Regions from separate parts of the Homo sapiens genome. Here region 2 is linked to region 1. Evidence: chromatin loops called from intact Hi-C (ENCODE). Cell type or tissue: mammary epithelial cell. All regions are shown on one strand.

The links. Hi-C counts contacts between places; a loop is a spot of excess contacts. Peaks named below come from ENCODE experiments on the same cell type or tissue, not always from the same donor. Only the 100,000 strongest peaks of a DNase experiment are listed, where the experiment ranks them.
Region 2: it touches region 1 in a loop (17-fold over the local background); 24 of 110 quality-filtered maps call a loop at or near these places.

What each region holds. Positions count from the first base shown.
Region 1 is chr2:120,106,479-120,114,478 of GRCh38, reverse strand. All of the region lies in intron 16 of EPB41L5 (erythrocyte membrane protein band 4.1 like 5), which reads right to left. Among named protein-coding and RNA genes, the nearest start is that of EPB41L5, 97 kb to the right of the region's middle. In mammary epithelial cell, a CTCF peak has its summit at 4,504 (motif pointing left); DNase peaks (open chromatin) are centred at 5,498 and 6,218; H3K27ac peaks cover 1,313 bases.
Region 2 is chr2:120,675,942-120,683,941 of GRCh38, reverse strand. No RefSeq gene overlaps it. Among named protein-coding and RNA genes, the nearest start is that of GLI2, 56 kb to the left of the region's middle. In mammary epithelial cell, CTCF peaks have their summits at 3,480 (motif pointing right) and 5,516; a DNase peak (open chromatin) is centred at 3,491.

The sequences.
Region 1 (8,000 bases):
CATTAACTGTGCTCAGAACACTTACATTAGCCTGCAGTTTGACAAAATCATCTAACACAAAGCCTATTTTTAAACAAAGTGTTCAATATCTTATGTACCACATATTACAGCCCAGGAAAAGATCAAAATTCAAATTTCAACATTATGTCAAAATTACAACAGTTTCACACCATCATAAGTTGAAAACTCTTAAGTCAAGCCATTAAGTTGGAAACTGTCTGTAGATACTTCTCTAAAGAAGATAAGCAAAAAGTCAATAAGCAGATCAAAATATACCAACATCATCCAGCTCCACAATACACTACTTCACAACTAGGATGCCTATAATAAAAAAGACAGGCAATAGTAAGTGTTGGTGAAGATGTGGAAAAACTGGAACCCACATGGTGTGGCCACTCTGAAAAACAATTTGGCAGTTCCTCAACATGTTAAAAATAGAGTTACTATATGACCCAATAATTTCACTCCTATGGATATAACCATGACAATTGAGAACACATGTTCATACAAAACCTACACCTCAATGTTCATAGCATCATTCACAAAAAGCAGAAATTCAAATATCTATCAACTGACAATGGATAAATAAAACACTGGGCATCATACAAGGGAATATTATTAAGCCATTAAAAGGAATCAAGTACTAATACATGCTAAAACAGATGACCTTGAAAACACCATACCAAGTGAAAGTCAGACACAAAAGAACACCCACTGTATGATTCTACTTTTAGGAAATTTCCAGAATGGGCAAATCTATAGAAACACAAAGTAAATTAGTGTTTGCCAGGGGCTAGTAGGAAGGAATAATTGATAGTAACTGCTAATAGGAAAGAGGTTTCTTTTGGGGATAAAAATGTTACGGAATTAAATAGTGGTGATGGTTGTACACCTTTGTGAATAAACTAAACCCACTGAATTATACACTTAAATTTTTTTAAACGTAGTTACACATAATATTATTAATCTGTGGCTTTGGTAATGTCTTAGTTCATATCCATCTCTCAAGAATGTATAAAGAAATATGTAAAGACATTCTTTCTTCTACCTATTTCCTTACTTTTCATGGACACTTGCCTGTGTAAACTGAAGCAGTTTTCCTTGTCTCCTTCCATAATTTGGAGTAATTTATTGTTAAAGTTGTGAATGATAGCTAAGAAAAGCAATGTTACCCTCACTCCCATTTTCTGAAAGCCTGTTTATCTAGTTAGGTTCTTGCATGTGTGCGTGCACTTACTAATATATACATGATTTGGTTGCTTTCACAAAAATGGGAACAAACCTCAGACACTTAAGTTTTAAACTCAACAGTGTCACTGATATCCTCTAGTAAAAGTACATGAAAACTGACCTGATTCTTTAACAATTACATAGAATGGAGGCAGCATATTTTTATAATACAATCCAGTCTTCCACCAATTGGAATTCATTCTTCACACTGCCCCCTAAAATAGAATTATTACATTCCTTTTTACTCTCTACAATCTGGACCCCAACAACCTTTACAGAGTTATGGAGGCAGTACAGTAGCCAAGGCTGGGTTCTAGGACTAAGCTGTCTTGAGTTTGAAGCCCAGCCTCATTGTTCTGTGCCTTCATTTCTTCACTAGCCTGAATACCTTATAGATCCTCATAAGGATTAAATGAGGATGCTTTGCTAGAGTGAATACTTACTGCTGTACCTCCAGAACAATGTCTGGCACAGAAGCACTCAAGTATTAGCTATTATTATCACGATACCTTCCCATAAATTCTATACTCTTTACTCAAACCTGATTCATCATTCCTGGACTACACCTTGCACTTAGCTACTTTAGAATTTTCTTTTCCTATAGGTCCCTGGGCCCGTAATGATTTATCCATTCAAAGCTCCTTTCTGTTTCACTGGAAACCTGATGCAAATGCCAAGAAGCCTTCTTAACTTCAACCACTTCTACTCTTCTTGCTTGCTGGATTTAGCACTTTATCAGTTATTTGTAAAACTGTTTATCTCCACAGTTTGAGTATAAATTTCTTGAAGCCAAGAACAGTATTTTGACTATTTCTGCATCACCAGATGTGCCAAGACATGCTTGGTATTCATTGATTCAATCAAATAATATATATGGAGTGTCTGAGGATACAGAAGGAAACAAAATAAATGCTCTCCCTTAACGGAGCGTACATTCTGTTGAAAAACGGACACTCTGACTTACCCAATAGGGTTATGTCCTGAGAAACCCATCGTAAGTCAAAAATGCACTTAATACTCTCATAAACCCATCATAAAGTTGAAAAATCCTAAGAATCATCATAAGGGACTATCTGTATAGAGAGGACAAACAAACACATACTAAGATGAAAGGAGTGAGAAAAAATAAAGCAGGGTAAGGCAGACAGGAAATAAAAAGAAGACTGGGCAGGGGGCGGGGAACATGATTATTTCAGAGTGGTCAGGAAAGGCTTCTCCAATAAGAAACCTGATGGTGCCGGAATGAACCATAAGAGATTGAAGGGAGGAATACTCAGGAAGCAGTAAAAGTACAAAGATCCTGAGAGAACATGCTTGGTATGTTTGAGCAAGTATAAGAAGATGAGTCTTTGGATGTAAGCAAGGTCAGGATTGATAGAAGATAAAGGGAGGAAAAAGCATGTTTCTATCAATGTGAGGATCTGAGGTTTTACTCCGAGACAAGGACGCTGGCAGGTGTAAGCAGAGAAATGACATGATCTGCTGTTATCACTACAGCTGCTGAAAGGAGTACCAGACAGTAGAGGAGCAAGGGCAATGGCAAGGAGGCCAGGTAAGAGGGCAGGGCTGACAACAAATGGAAACAGGATGGGAGCAGTAAAGATGGTAACAAGCAGTAGACCTGGATACATTTTGAAGACAGAACTGACAGAATTTACTGATTCTGAAAGAAATCTGGAGTGTGAGACAAAGAGGAGTCAAGATGACTATAAGGTGCTCTGGTCTAAGTCAGTGCTTCTCAAACTTCAGTATGCATCAGAATCTCCAGGAGGGCATGTGAAACAGATTGCTGGACCTCACTTCCAGTGTTTCTGATTCAGCAGGTCTAAAGTAGAGCCCAAGACACGCTTAGCAACACGAAAAAGAGAACTGCCACTTACGAAGCTACAAAAACCACAAAGATGGGAAAAACTGCAGGGGTCAGGAGATATATTTGTCCAATTTTGAACATATTAAATTCGGGATGCCCAATATCACTTCTGCAGTATTTTCTCCCAAATCCGTGGCCTCAAACTAATCATGTGAAAATACCACACAAACCCAAATCAAGAAATATTCCACAAGGCATCTGGCCAACCATGAAAAACATGGAATGGCTGTCACAGGCTGAAGGGGACTAAATGTAACATGGGATCTCGGGTCAGATCCTGGAAAATTTGTGGAAAGACTAGTGAAACCTGAGTAAGGTCCAGTTTAGTTTGTGGTATTGTACCAATGTTAATTTCTTAGGTTTTGTGAAACAAACAAAATCTAAGAAATTAACATTGGTACAAGTTATGGAATGTATGTGGAGTGTTAACAACAGGGGGCCAGGAGCGGTGGCTCACACCTGTAATCCCAGCACTTTGGGAGGCCAAGGCGGGCAGATCAGGATCATTTGAGGCCAGGGGTTTGAGACCAGCCTGGCCAACATGGTGAAGCCCCGTTTCTACTAAAAAATACAAAAATTAGCTGGGCATGGTGGCGCACTCCTGTAGTCCCAGCTACTCCGGAAGCTGAGGCTGGAGAATTGCTGAAACCCAGGAGGCGGAGGCTGCAGTAAGCAGAGATTGCATCATTGCACTCCAGCCTCGGCAAGAGTGAGACTTGGTCTCAAAAAAAAAAAAAAAAAAATAGGGGAAGGTAGGGCAGGAGGGTGTGGGAATTTCTGTACTATCCCTGAAACTGTTCTGTAAGCTGAACATTACCTCAAAATAAAGAATATTTAAAATGAGATGCCTATATTAGATGCCTAAGTAGAGATGTCAGATAGGCAGTTGGATATGTAAGTGTGGAAATTTAAAAGTTCAGGGTGATGATATAAACTGAGAAATTGCCAGTGTGTATAGATAGCATTTAAAACCATAATGCTGGATGATATTACAAAGGGAATAAATTGTTACGGGAAAGTTCCTTAAACAGAGTTTAGGGGTTGGAGAGATAAGTAGGCATTAGCAAAGGGGATTAAAAACAATGGCTTGTTAGAAGACAATGGCGTGTTAGAAGGGAGGTTAGAAGACAATAAAAAATAGTGACATCTCTAAGCTAGGTGATGACAATTTCGTGAAGTGAGCGATTTCTGAATGCTAATTAAGCTGACTAAAAGATGGACTGTGGGATTAGAAATATGCAGGTCATTTGTGATCTAATAAAGCTATTTTGGTGGAGTAGTAGCATAACACTATTAACTCAAGGCAGAGCCTTTATATGGATTAAAACAATGCTCCTCTGAAAAGACACATCCAATTTGCAAAATTGTCAAATACACTAATCTTTTCGGAACAAGACACTTAGTGCCATCTGCTGGAAAATCACTGTCATAAATTATGTGAACATCATTCTCCTAAATGTGGCACTCTTGTACAGTATGCAATCTGCACAATCATACCCAGTCCTCTGTGTCAGGGACAATGTTTGATTAGAATGGGTTCAAGAGATTAAGAGAAAGAAGAGATAGCAAGTATAGACAATTCTTACAAAGCAAACAGTTTTGCTACCTGTGAAACAAAAAAATGGAGGAATTGCCAAAAGAGGTAGATTCAAGGGAGTTCTTTTTTAAATGATGTGAGCTATCTTAGGAAGTTTTTGTTCTGATGAGAATACTTCAGTAGAAAGGGAAAACCGATGCAGTAGAACAAAACGGAGGATTGCTCAAATGATGGTCTTGAGTAACTTGAGGTGAGGATCTAAATGACTAGTGAGGACCTGGGCCTTAGAGTATGGATGGTTCACCTAGAGTAACAGCAGGGAAAGCAAGGAACAAATTCCCAAATGCAGGTAAGTTCACTGATAAAATGGTGGGAGTACAGAGAAGACCTCTTCTGATTGCTTATGTTTTCAATAAAGTAGGAAGCAAGGTCATCAGCTGAGAACAGAGTAGGAAGGGAGGAAGTGGTTTGTAAGAGGAGGAAGTGGTTTGTAAGAGGAGAAAGTCAGCCCAGCATTGTAGGAGAACAAATAGATTAAGGAAATGTAATATGGTATCAGGGAGCATTGAAGGCTCACTTGAGCTTAGTGGTCAAAATTTAAAGACCACTCAAAAATTTTGTGTGTATTTCACATTCACCAGCTATATGCAGAGTATACAGAGTTGGATTTAACCAGATGCATACAACAGGAAGAGGGTCAAGAAATTCAAGGGTATGTGGAAAGGCATAATGATAAGTGGCTGTGTATAAAGAAGACCCAATGAGGTACTCTGGTAGGTGTCCAACAAATAAGATGAATCAAAAAAAGAGATATCAATACAAGACTCCTGAAATCTTTCACTGCAACAAATGCCCCAGGCCTCCTTACCAAATGTGGATGACTCAGACTGATATTCAATGCCTTTACTACTCAAATATTTTAATGTTATTATTCCAACATGATTGTGAAATTTCAAAGTGATAACCTGGATATTCCAGAGAACCCAATCTTCCCAGGTCTTTCTAATTATCCAAGAGTTTTGCTGATGATGTCCCCAGAAAGATTTAATGCGAGTTATTAAACACAGGTCTTATCTCCAAACTTCTACAGTTTATAATTAAATAATTCCTGAAGCTATTGGTGGGGCTACAAATACAGTTTTGTAATAAGAAACTCTTCTCTGTTAATGGGTATAAATTCCAGTGGTATTTTGCATCCTCTAATGTTTTCCACAATTTATCTGAATACTCCTCTAACTAGTTCCACAAGGTAAATCAAGCCAGCAATCATCTTCCTATTATCATAACCTTTTATTTTTCATTTTTTAACTCTACCCCTAATAATTTAAAATATTTTGCATTTATTATTATCAATGATTAGTCATGTCTGTAGATGCGAGCTTTATTAAGGAATCTGCAATTTCTTACAAATCTTAATCATACACTGGATCTCAATTCTTTATTAAAAGTAGTTAAAAACAAAACAAATAAAACTTCCTTCAACAACAAAAAATGAGCTACAGCTGTCAAACCTGTTTTTATGAGGAGGTACATTATTACACCATTAAGGAAGTCTTCAGTCACAATCCTTGGAAAACACTGTTCTCTGAATCAGATATCTCTTTTCCATGCCAATATAAACACAATGCTGGCCAGCTGTCAGGAACAAAATGTAAAATGTTCACTCAAGCACCACCACCTAGAACTGAGGCCACAGCTTGTAACACAGAAGCTTAGGTAATTATCTAATAATAATAAAATTGTGACAACAATTCCTTCAGGAAGAACAGGAACAATTGTTTGTCTACTTCAGTATAAAAATAACAATAAAAAAGCCAAAGTTATTTTCCTTTCACCAATTTCTTTTAAAATTTTCTCTTCTCTTCACTCATTCTTTTAACAAAGACACTATGTATTTCCCTTCTCACCAGCCCAAAGTGCTCAAAGCAACTAAAGTGCATTACTACATTAGCAATTGTCAGGAATTGATGAAAGAAATGAAGTTCCTTGACATATTTTACACTGAAAGTGACATGCTTCATGTCCTAATTTCTACACCACCAAGGTTAACGTTAATGGAACAAGATTCCATTCTCACAATGTTTTCATGTGACTAAAGTAAAAAATTGTATGAACAGAGGATGAGAAATGTTTATGTTCTGCAAAAGGGGGTTAGAGGAAGACTACCATATCTAAATCCACGATTCATAGTATCTAGAAAGGATCTGACAAATCACATTTTATACATGGGGGTAGGGGAAGAGGCTGGCATGGAGAAGGAAGGAGAGAAAGTTGTTTCCCCACCGCAGAATTATCTCCAAATCCTAGCCCTTATGTAAAAGCATCTCACATACAAGCATTCACAACAATCCTGGAAAGCAAGATATAACTGATGATGTGGTATAACACATATTAAAATTCAGGAAGGAAGAATGTGGTGGGAAAGAGAGAAAACGTTATTGAGACAAGATGATTTTGTTTTAGCAAATCCATAAGTCCTAATACCAATCATAAAAAATAGTAACTGTAATATTTTCAAACCAATATTCAAAGACTAACACTAAAATAACAGCCTCTCAAAGCAATGAACCATGGTTTAGAAATGAAGAGTGTGCCCTGACCAAAGACAGTACCATGGCTCAAACAACTATAGCTCCCACCACTGGGGCACGATGAACTAATAGGGGACAACCACCTTCAAACTTGTTCAGTTTACATTAGTAAATAAAAAGATCCAACCTGGCGATGTACCTTTTGAACAGTGAACAACAATGAAAAGAAATTTTTAAAAAAAGATCCAACCAAGTGTTATAAATAACATTTTTTGGCCAACACTTTAAATAAACTCCCCTCCAAAAAAAAAAAGATGATTTGAATTATACTGGTATTACAATATTAGTGTTTGTATACTAGGTGCTTTTCAAAACAGACATATTATACACATAGTAGGACAAATAAAATTTATTTTTCTCTGTAAATTCATTTAAAAGTATGTTATCTATGATTATCCTATCAAGGTCAGAAATGTTAGATCTTACTCCAAGATAGGTAAACGCCTTTGAAACGCAACAAAAAGAGACGATGATCTTATGAGCTCATTTATGTTCATGCGTGAAAGTGTGAAGGTCACTAGCTTTGCTGTGTTTCTACAAGTTTCCTTGACTGTAAAAACAGTCAAAATGTAACCAACCTAATTCAAGATGTTAAATTAATTAAGTTAAATAAAATTAGCCAAAGCACTGTAAATTAAATGACATAATACTTAAGTTCTGTACTGATGACACCCTTTGATCAAAAGGATGGTGACCCAGTAAGGTGCTTCTGGAGGTTATTACTTCTCTAATTCCGAATTTATCATCACTGACTCTTTAGGCATAATAAAAT
Region 2 (8,000 bases), 570 kb before region 1:
GAAGGAAGAGCCCTGAAGCCTGGAAGACTGTCCTGCTGGCTGTGAAGAAGGGAGCTGCCCTGTGGTGGGGGGCGGGGCATGTGGTAGGAGCTGAGCGTGAGCCCAACCAGCAATCACCAAACCACCAAAACCAATCCACAACCTCACAACCCTGCATCTCTTGTCCCTGGGACCTGGCTAGCCCCACGCAACACCTGCTCACATCTCTGGCAGCTGGGAGGAAGCTGGAAGCAAGGACAGATGGGAGCTGGCTGGCTGGACAAGGCCAGGACGGGCACCCACAGCAGAGGGAGAAAAAAGGCCAAAACCAGTTTCATTAGCACACACCATCACAAAGAGGTTCACTTCACAGTATCATCCTTCTAGGTGGCTCAAAGTACCACTTGTGGTTTTCCTACTTTGTACATATAAGTCTGTGCCACAATTGTAAAACATTTTGACAACTGTTTTTCAGGATCATTGGTTTCCCTTGCTGTCCTTGCATCATTTCAGAATCTAAACACACTGATCTGAGGAAGGCACCATAGGCTCCCAGAGGGGCCAGAAGCTCCGGGACACAGGGCAGGCCAAGAGCCCAAGGCAGGGCCAGAGAGAAGACGGCGGGAGGCAACTGCAGCTTGGCTATGATGCTCTGATGGCCTAGCGTGGGATGGGGAAGGAGACAGAAAGGAAGGATGTTTTAAGCTGTTTTAAATTAAAGACTGCCCTCAAGCCTTCAGACTAAAGCAATGTGGTCTAAATAACTGACCAGAACACTGACCAAAAAAAATGTAGCAATATACAACTAAAAATTGGAATCTACCGCAGTGTAGTGTTAACAATTAGAAAAGAGGCGAGAAATAAGTGAATTAGAATTATAAGTTACAAATAGTTCTAGGAACGTCAAATTTTGGAGAAGCCTGGAGATCTTTTCAACTTCTGCCCCTCATGGATCGGGGTCCATAAACCCCAATCCAAAACTCTTGGGGCCAGCTGTGGTTTGGAACACAGAATGTTCAGATTTTAAACAACACTGCCAGTCACAGAACACCCTCAGGGGGGCCTGGGGAGCACCGCTCATCAAACTCGCCAAGCTTTCTCCACCGTGATGAACGACCTCCCACAAAGCGGGATGAGTCAGACCGGAAATGGCTGCAGTTTGGGACAGGGCAGGTGTCGCTACCTAATGATTTCCTTTAAAAATCGAATTTTGGGCCGGGCACTGTGGCTCATACCTGTAATCCCAGCACTTTGGGAGGCCATGGCGGGCAGATCACCTAAGATCAGGAGTTCGAGACCAGCCTGGCCAACATGGTGAAACCCCATCTCTACTAAAACTACAAAAATTAGCCGGATGTGGTGGCAGGCACCTGTAGTACCAGCTACTCAGGAGGCTGAAGCAGGAGAATCGCTTGAAGTGGGGAGGTGGAGGTTGCAGTGAGCCGAGATTATGCCATTGCACTCCAGCTTGGGGGACAAGAGCGAGACCCCATCTCAAGAAAAAAAAAAAAGAAAGAAAAAAGAAAAAAACTGAATTTTGGGGGAGCTTTTTGGATTTCAATATTGAGTATGAGGAGCTGAGGATCAGGAACAGAGGATAAGTTGGCCTGTACCTCTCCAAGTTCTGATGCTCCCAGAGCTAGAGCTAGAATACTCGCTCAGCACTGATCGGTGTCTGCAATTCACAAAACAAGTTTATCTGTGGGGTCTCATCTGATCATGCCCCAGGTAGATCAGGGCAGAAACCCCGAGCAGGTGTCTGGGGCCATAGGCTTTCAGCCTCTCACCCCGCCCGCAGTCCCTCCTTGTTCCCCTGCGTGACCTCTGTCCCACGCCTCGGCCCACGTGGCTTCCTCTGCTGTGGATGCCTGTCCTGGCCTTGCCCAGCTAGTGAGCTTCCTGAGTCCTACAGAGGAGCAGCTCCTCTCTGCTGCTCAGGATGTGAGCAGGTGCTGCATGGGGTCAGCCAGGTCCTGAAGAGAGAGGGTGGAAGATTGTGAGATGTCCAAGATGGGTCTGGCTGGTGAGTGGAGCGTGGACCCAATCTCTCCTCCTGGGCAGTTCATGCAGGCTTGGGTGGGGCAGCCTGAGCTGTAGAGTGGGGTTGGCTGGTACCCGGGGCGCGCCTGCCTTCTCTCCTTTGGTGAGCAAGTGTACTCTCACTACCACAGGGAAAACCTCCCCTGGAGCCCTCTGAAAGCCACTGGCCATATCATCTATTTCTAATGAGGTATAATTGTGGACAGGAATGGGGGCCTTGAGGCTTATAAGGAAAGCACACTCCACATCTGGGCTTTGCAATTGGGGCCCACTTTTACTGGCTGTGCCCCTTGGGATAAGCCCAGCCCAACCCTCAATAGCTGGCAGTGACCCATTTGGCCGGCCCCTGGGCTGCTCCCCAACCCTCTCCTTGCTCTGTGCATCTGCAGAGGCCTGAATGCCCCCTCAAGGCACACTCCAGGCCCTGTTCAGGCAGACCAGACCCTACACTGAGCTGGCCCTGCTCCCATCCTGCCGAGCCTCCATTAATGCTGTTTGGTATGGAACCAGCTCCAAACAGACAGCAGCCCTCAGTTAAAAGTATGAACAAAGAAGGCACTAGACCAAGCACATCAGCCAGGGCTTGTGCTGGGCTGAGGATGGGTGCCCACTGACTCCAGGGAGCTCCTGCTGTGAGTTCAAGACTGCACTCGGTGGTGAGGGATATGTGAGGCAGGAACATGACTGAGAGGCAGCGGGAAGAAACAAGAGTCATCCATCATGAAACCTGTGCCCTCGTGCAGGAGCCGGCCTCCCGTGTGAAAACAGCACTGCTGACCATGGGTAGAAGAATCGGTGGTGGCTTCAGTTTATGACCACCCTCCAACAACCCAGTAATGGAGGGCATATTATTATTATTAATTTTACTATTATTTTTAGGGGTGAGGTCTCACTCTTGCCCTGGCTGAAGTGCAGTGGCGCAATCACAGCTCACTGCAGCCTCTTATTCCTGGGCTCAAGTGATCCTCCTGCCTCAGCCTCTCTAGTAGCTGGGACTACAGGTGTGCACGACCACAGCCAGCTAATATATTTGCTTTTTTAGCAACAGGGTCTCACTATATTGTCCAGCCTGGTCTCAAACTCCTTGGATCAAGTGATCCTCCCACCTCAGCATCATGAGTAGCTGGGATTACAGGTGTGAACCACTGTGCCCAGCTCAAGGGAAGGAATACTATTATGCCCATTTTCCAGATGAACAAGCAAGCTCATAGAATTTAAGTCGCTTGTCCAAGATCAATTATTAAGTAAGTAGCAGAGCTGGGATTTGAAATCAGGTTTGCCAGGCAGTAAAGGCTACTCATTTCCAAGCTGCTCCTGGCCAGTGGCCCATTGAACTCAAATGGGGACGGGGACACACACACACACACACACACACACACACACGCACATGCGCGCGCACACACACACACACACACACACACACGGGTTCAGGAGGAACAGTACTATGCATAATGACCACCAGGTGGCGCCCCAATGTCACAGTTGGGACACCTGACTCCACAGCAGTTCTTCCGAGAAGAAAATCGAGGGCCGGTCTGGAAGGAGGGGAGGGAGGCCCGGGACAGTGGGTTCTGTGCGTCTGACCTAGCCCTTGTCCAAGAGCCCAGGTGTGTTGGAGGCTTGAGTCAGGATGAACCCAGCATAGCAACAGACACCGAGTACAGGGGCTTCACCTGCAACGGTCTATGTTTCGGTTTCTTTCCCTGCCTTGTGCGTGTGGCAGGGAGCCCCAGGCTGGCCTGAGTTTCCTGGTCGGCTGTATGTCTGGTGTTTCTGGCTCAGTGCTGAGCCTACAAGGCCGCCTGCTTCATGGCAGGCATTTCACGGCACGATGCTGCCTCCTGCTTTCTAGTCTTTTAGAAAGCACACACGCAGGTGTGCCAGAGGGGGCACTTCGTGTATCTCCCAGAGCTGGACATGGATTCTATTTCTTGTGTCTGCTGCACCAGGACGCTGGGCCTGAGTGCATTCTGGTTCCCGCTGCTCACTGCCATGGGCTCTGTGGTTAGGGCCTTGGGTGATGCTTCAGAGTGTGAGGACTGTGAGGAGCGCACGTGCGTGTGTGAGCGCCTGGTCTTGGATGTCCTCAGAGGCATCCATGCATGAGTTCCACTGTGGCTGTGCCCACAGGCCCTTCAGGCCCCCAAATTCCCCTGCAGCTTCTCAGCCACCCTAGGAGCATGGGCAAGGAGAGCACGTGATGGCTCCCGTGCCCCTCGATGGCACAGGAATCTCCGCAGTGCCATGGTCATCTTCTGACACTCAGGCACTCCATGGGGCACAGGCTCAGTTCCCCTCTGCCCTCAGGTCCTGAAAGCCCATCTTGGGCTTTTCACCTTGGGATCCACCACATGCCTCCTCCTGTGGACCCTCCCTGTCTCTTCATTCTCCCCTCGGCCTGGGCACCCATGGTCCGGTCTGGGTAGGGTGGAGAGGCTGATGTTCTCCCGCTGCCCCTTCCCCAGCATGTTATCGCACCAGGTACGTGCTACCTCCTGCGACAGCAGATTTTTGGCGACGAAGACCAGGAAAGGCCAGCATTGTTGTTCTCCATGGTATGCACACATTTTTGGTGGTCCCAGCGACTTAAGGTGTGGATGGCTTTTGGGGGTGTCCAGGCATGCAGAGCATCCTGCAACACAGAGGAAGATCAGAACTACAAACAGCAGGCCTCCTCTGCACCCCCACCGGGAGCCGGCTGGGCCAGCAGGACACTCTCACGCTGCAGCGTTCCTCCCAGGGGAGGAAGAGGAAGCAGGGCTAGGGGAGGGGCTTCAGGGAGACGTGGCCAGGGACCTCAGGTTAGAGTTCATTTCTCCCATAAGGGCAGGGGCAGGTGGGTGGAAACGAGGACCCTCCACTGAGGGCTTCTTGAATCAGGATTTGGGGGATCAGGGTTCAGCTTGGAGAGGAATCTGAAGAGGCCCCGGGCTGGCTGAACAGGGCCTGGTGGGGACAGACACTGAGAGGGGAGGGTATAAGGGGCATGGCAGGGAGTGGAATTGGCCATCCCTCAGGCATCTTCCTTCCCCTCCTGACCAGGCCAAGAATTGCCTCTGGAGGGTTTTGTTTTTTTCATTTTTTTTGTTTGTTTTCATAGAGATGGGATCTCACTATGTTGCCCAGGCTGGTCTCAAACTCCTGGCCTCGAGCAATCCTCCCACCTTGGCCTCCCAAAGTGCCAGGATTACAAGAATGAATCACTGTGCCTGGTCTGGATTTTTTTTTTTTTAAACTTATTTTGGAGACCTACACCAAAGTGAACAGAAGAGAATAATGAGCCCCGGGCATCCACCCTCTAACTCCACCAACCCTAACGCCCTAACCCCCAGCCAGTTCTGTCCCATCTGCACCCCCGACCAACTCCCCTCTCCTGCATTACTTAGAAGCAAAACCAGGCCTCACAGCATTTCATCTGGAAATATTCCAGTACACGTCTCTAAAAGGCGGCAGGGCCAGGCCGTCATCATCAGAGCTCAGGTTCCAGATGTTTCGTCTGAGGGTGGCAGAATTTCCTTTCCCATTTGCTTGAGTCAGGCCCCATACCAGCTCCACCCAGAGGGACTGAGTGTGGTCTCTCTCCAGCCTCTCCTTCTCTTTCTTTTTTCACTTTTCATTTTGAAATAATTTCAGACTTACAGGAAAGTTGCAAAAATAGTACAAAGAATTCCCATTATACTCTTCACCCAGATTCTTCAAATATTAACATCTTACATAACACAGTACAATGATCAAAATTAGGAGAGGAACATGGGCACGATATGATCACCAAACCTACAAATCTCACTTAGATTTATCTCATTGACAGGTCTCATTTAGATTTGCCCATTTAATTGTCTACTTTAGTCTGAAAGAGCTTCCCAGTCTCGCTTTATCTTGTTTTCTTTTGTTGTTGTTGCTTTTTTTTTTTTTTGAGTACTGGCCAGTGATTTTGTAGAATGTCCCTCCATTGGGTTATGTCTGATGTTTCTTCATGATTAGATTTGGGTTATGCATTTTTGGCAGGAATCTCGCAGAAAGAATGCTGTCCTTCTCATTCTCGGAGGGCTGGGATGTCCAATTTCTCCACTATTCACTTACCATTCTTTCCCTTTGTAATTAACAAGTATCTGTGAGGAGATAATTTGAGGCTATGTAAGTAGCTTATTTCTTATCATATTTTTGCCTACTAGTTTTAACATCCATTCATGATTCTTGCTTAAAACAATGATTGCTGAGGTGTTTATGGAATAGAGATTTTTCTATGTTCAGCATTCCTTTTACATTTCATTAGTGGAATTCTTCTGTGAGTAAGAGCTTTCCTTTCTGCCTCATGTGTGTATTCATTCATTTCTCCATATCCATATAGACTTATGGATTCTTATTTTATTCTATGGCTATGGACCATGACTTTTGTTGTTCAAATTGTCCCAGCTGTGGCCATCAGGACCCCCTTCCCATGGTTCCTGTGTGGTTTGTCACGGCCGCATGGTTTTGAGTTTGGGGACCCCCTTCCCATGGCTCCTGTGTGGTTTGCCACGGCCGCATCGTTTTGGGGACCCCCTTCCCATGGTTCCTGTATGGTTTGCCGCGGCCACATCATTTTGGGGACCCCCTTCCCATGGTTCCCGTGTGGTTTGCCGCAGCCACATCATTTTTGGGAGCTTCCTTGCTCTATAGCATCAAGAGATGCTGCCGACTCCTCCTGTCCTTTCTCTGACCTGGCCCTGGAACGAGCTGTTTCTCTTGGAAGCCCTGGTTTGTTGTATTGAGACTGGTGTTTAGAAATCAAGATCTGGGTGCTGGCTGTGCTCATTGCCACCAGGCTCTCATTACCTCTAGGCACTCCCAGCAGCTAGACTAGGAAATACACACACACACACACACACACACACACACACACACACACACACCTGTATACACATTAAAAACCACGAGTTCTTACTGACACCCCTAATTCTAATCCAGTATCACAGGGTTCTCCGTCTTGGTGTATCTTTGATCTCCTTATCCATCATCTATTGACTGATTTGCTCAGTTCCAGAAGGCATGTAAAATAGTTTCAGAATCAGTGACCCATACCCTTGTGAAAAATTGACCAACTAGTCATGGTATGATATGTGTATATACGTCTTTTCATTTTTAGCCTTTGAGGATGCAATAAAAACACTGTTTTCCAAAGTTTCTTAGGTTAGTTCCCCCATCTTTTCAGTGGAAGTATATAAATCATTTGTAAAACTATTAGTGCCACTTATTTCTGTTTGTATTCTATTTTGGGTTTCCTCTCATTAAAAAAAATTTTTAATCTAGTACATGAAATATGCACATGATTCTAAAAGTCAGAACGATTCAAAAGGTATACACAGTGTCACTCCCTCTAATTCTTCTGTGTCATTCCCATCATCCACCCTTTTCCTACCTATGCCCACACCCTCGAGGAACCACCCCCGACAGGCAACCCGTCTTATTGGTTTCTGATTTATCCTTCCTCTGTTTCTTCTTCACAAAAGAACAGGTTTCGTATATTTTATTTTCCTTCCCCTCTTCCTTCGATGAAAAGTAGCATGTTACAGATATTCTTTAGCACTTTGCTTTTGTATTTAACGATATAATCTAGGAATCACTCCACCCTAAAGTCTCTTCTAATCCAAATATTCCCCTCCACGCTTCCATTTCCCCTGTGTCACTGAGTTGTTGGAGAAACTGGCAGTCTGTCCTGTGGAGCTTCCTACCATTGGGACTTTGCTGATTGAACCTGCAAAGTGGAGCGTCACCCATCCCCCTGCCCTGTCTTTTCTTTAACGGGTCATTGGATTTGGAGGCTTGGTCGGAGTCAAGTTTGCTTTCTTGGGAAAAGACTCAGAATTTAAAGAGATCCTTGGCAAAGCAAAGATAACTTTTGCGTAGGTCCAAATGTGTGTCCACAGGGCCCGGCTAAGCATGCTCCCAGATACTGTCGACCTCTGGGCCACTCCCTCTGCACAAGCTCTGGCCTCTTTGTC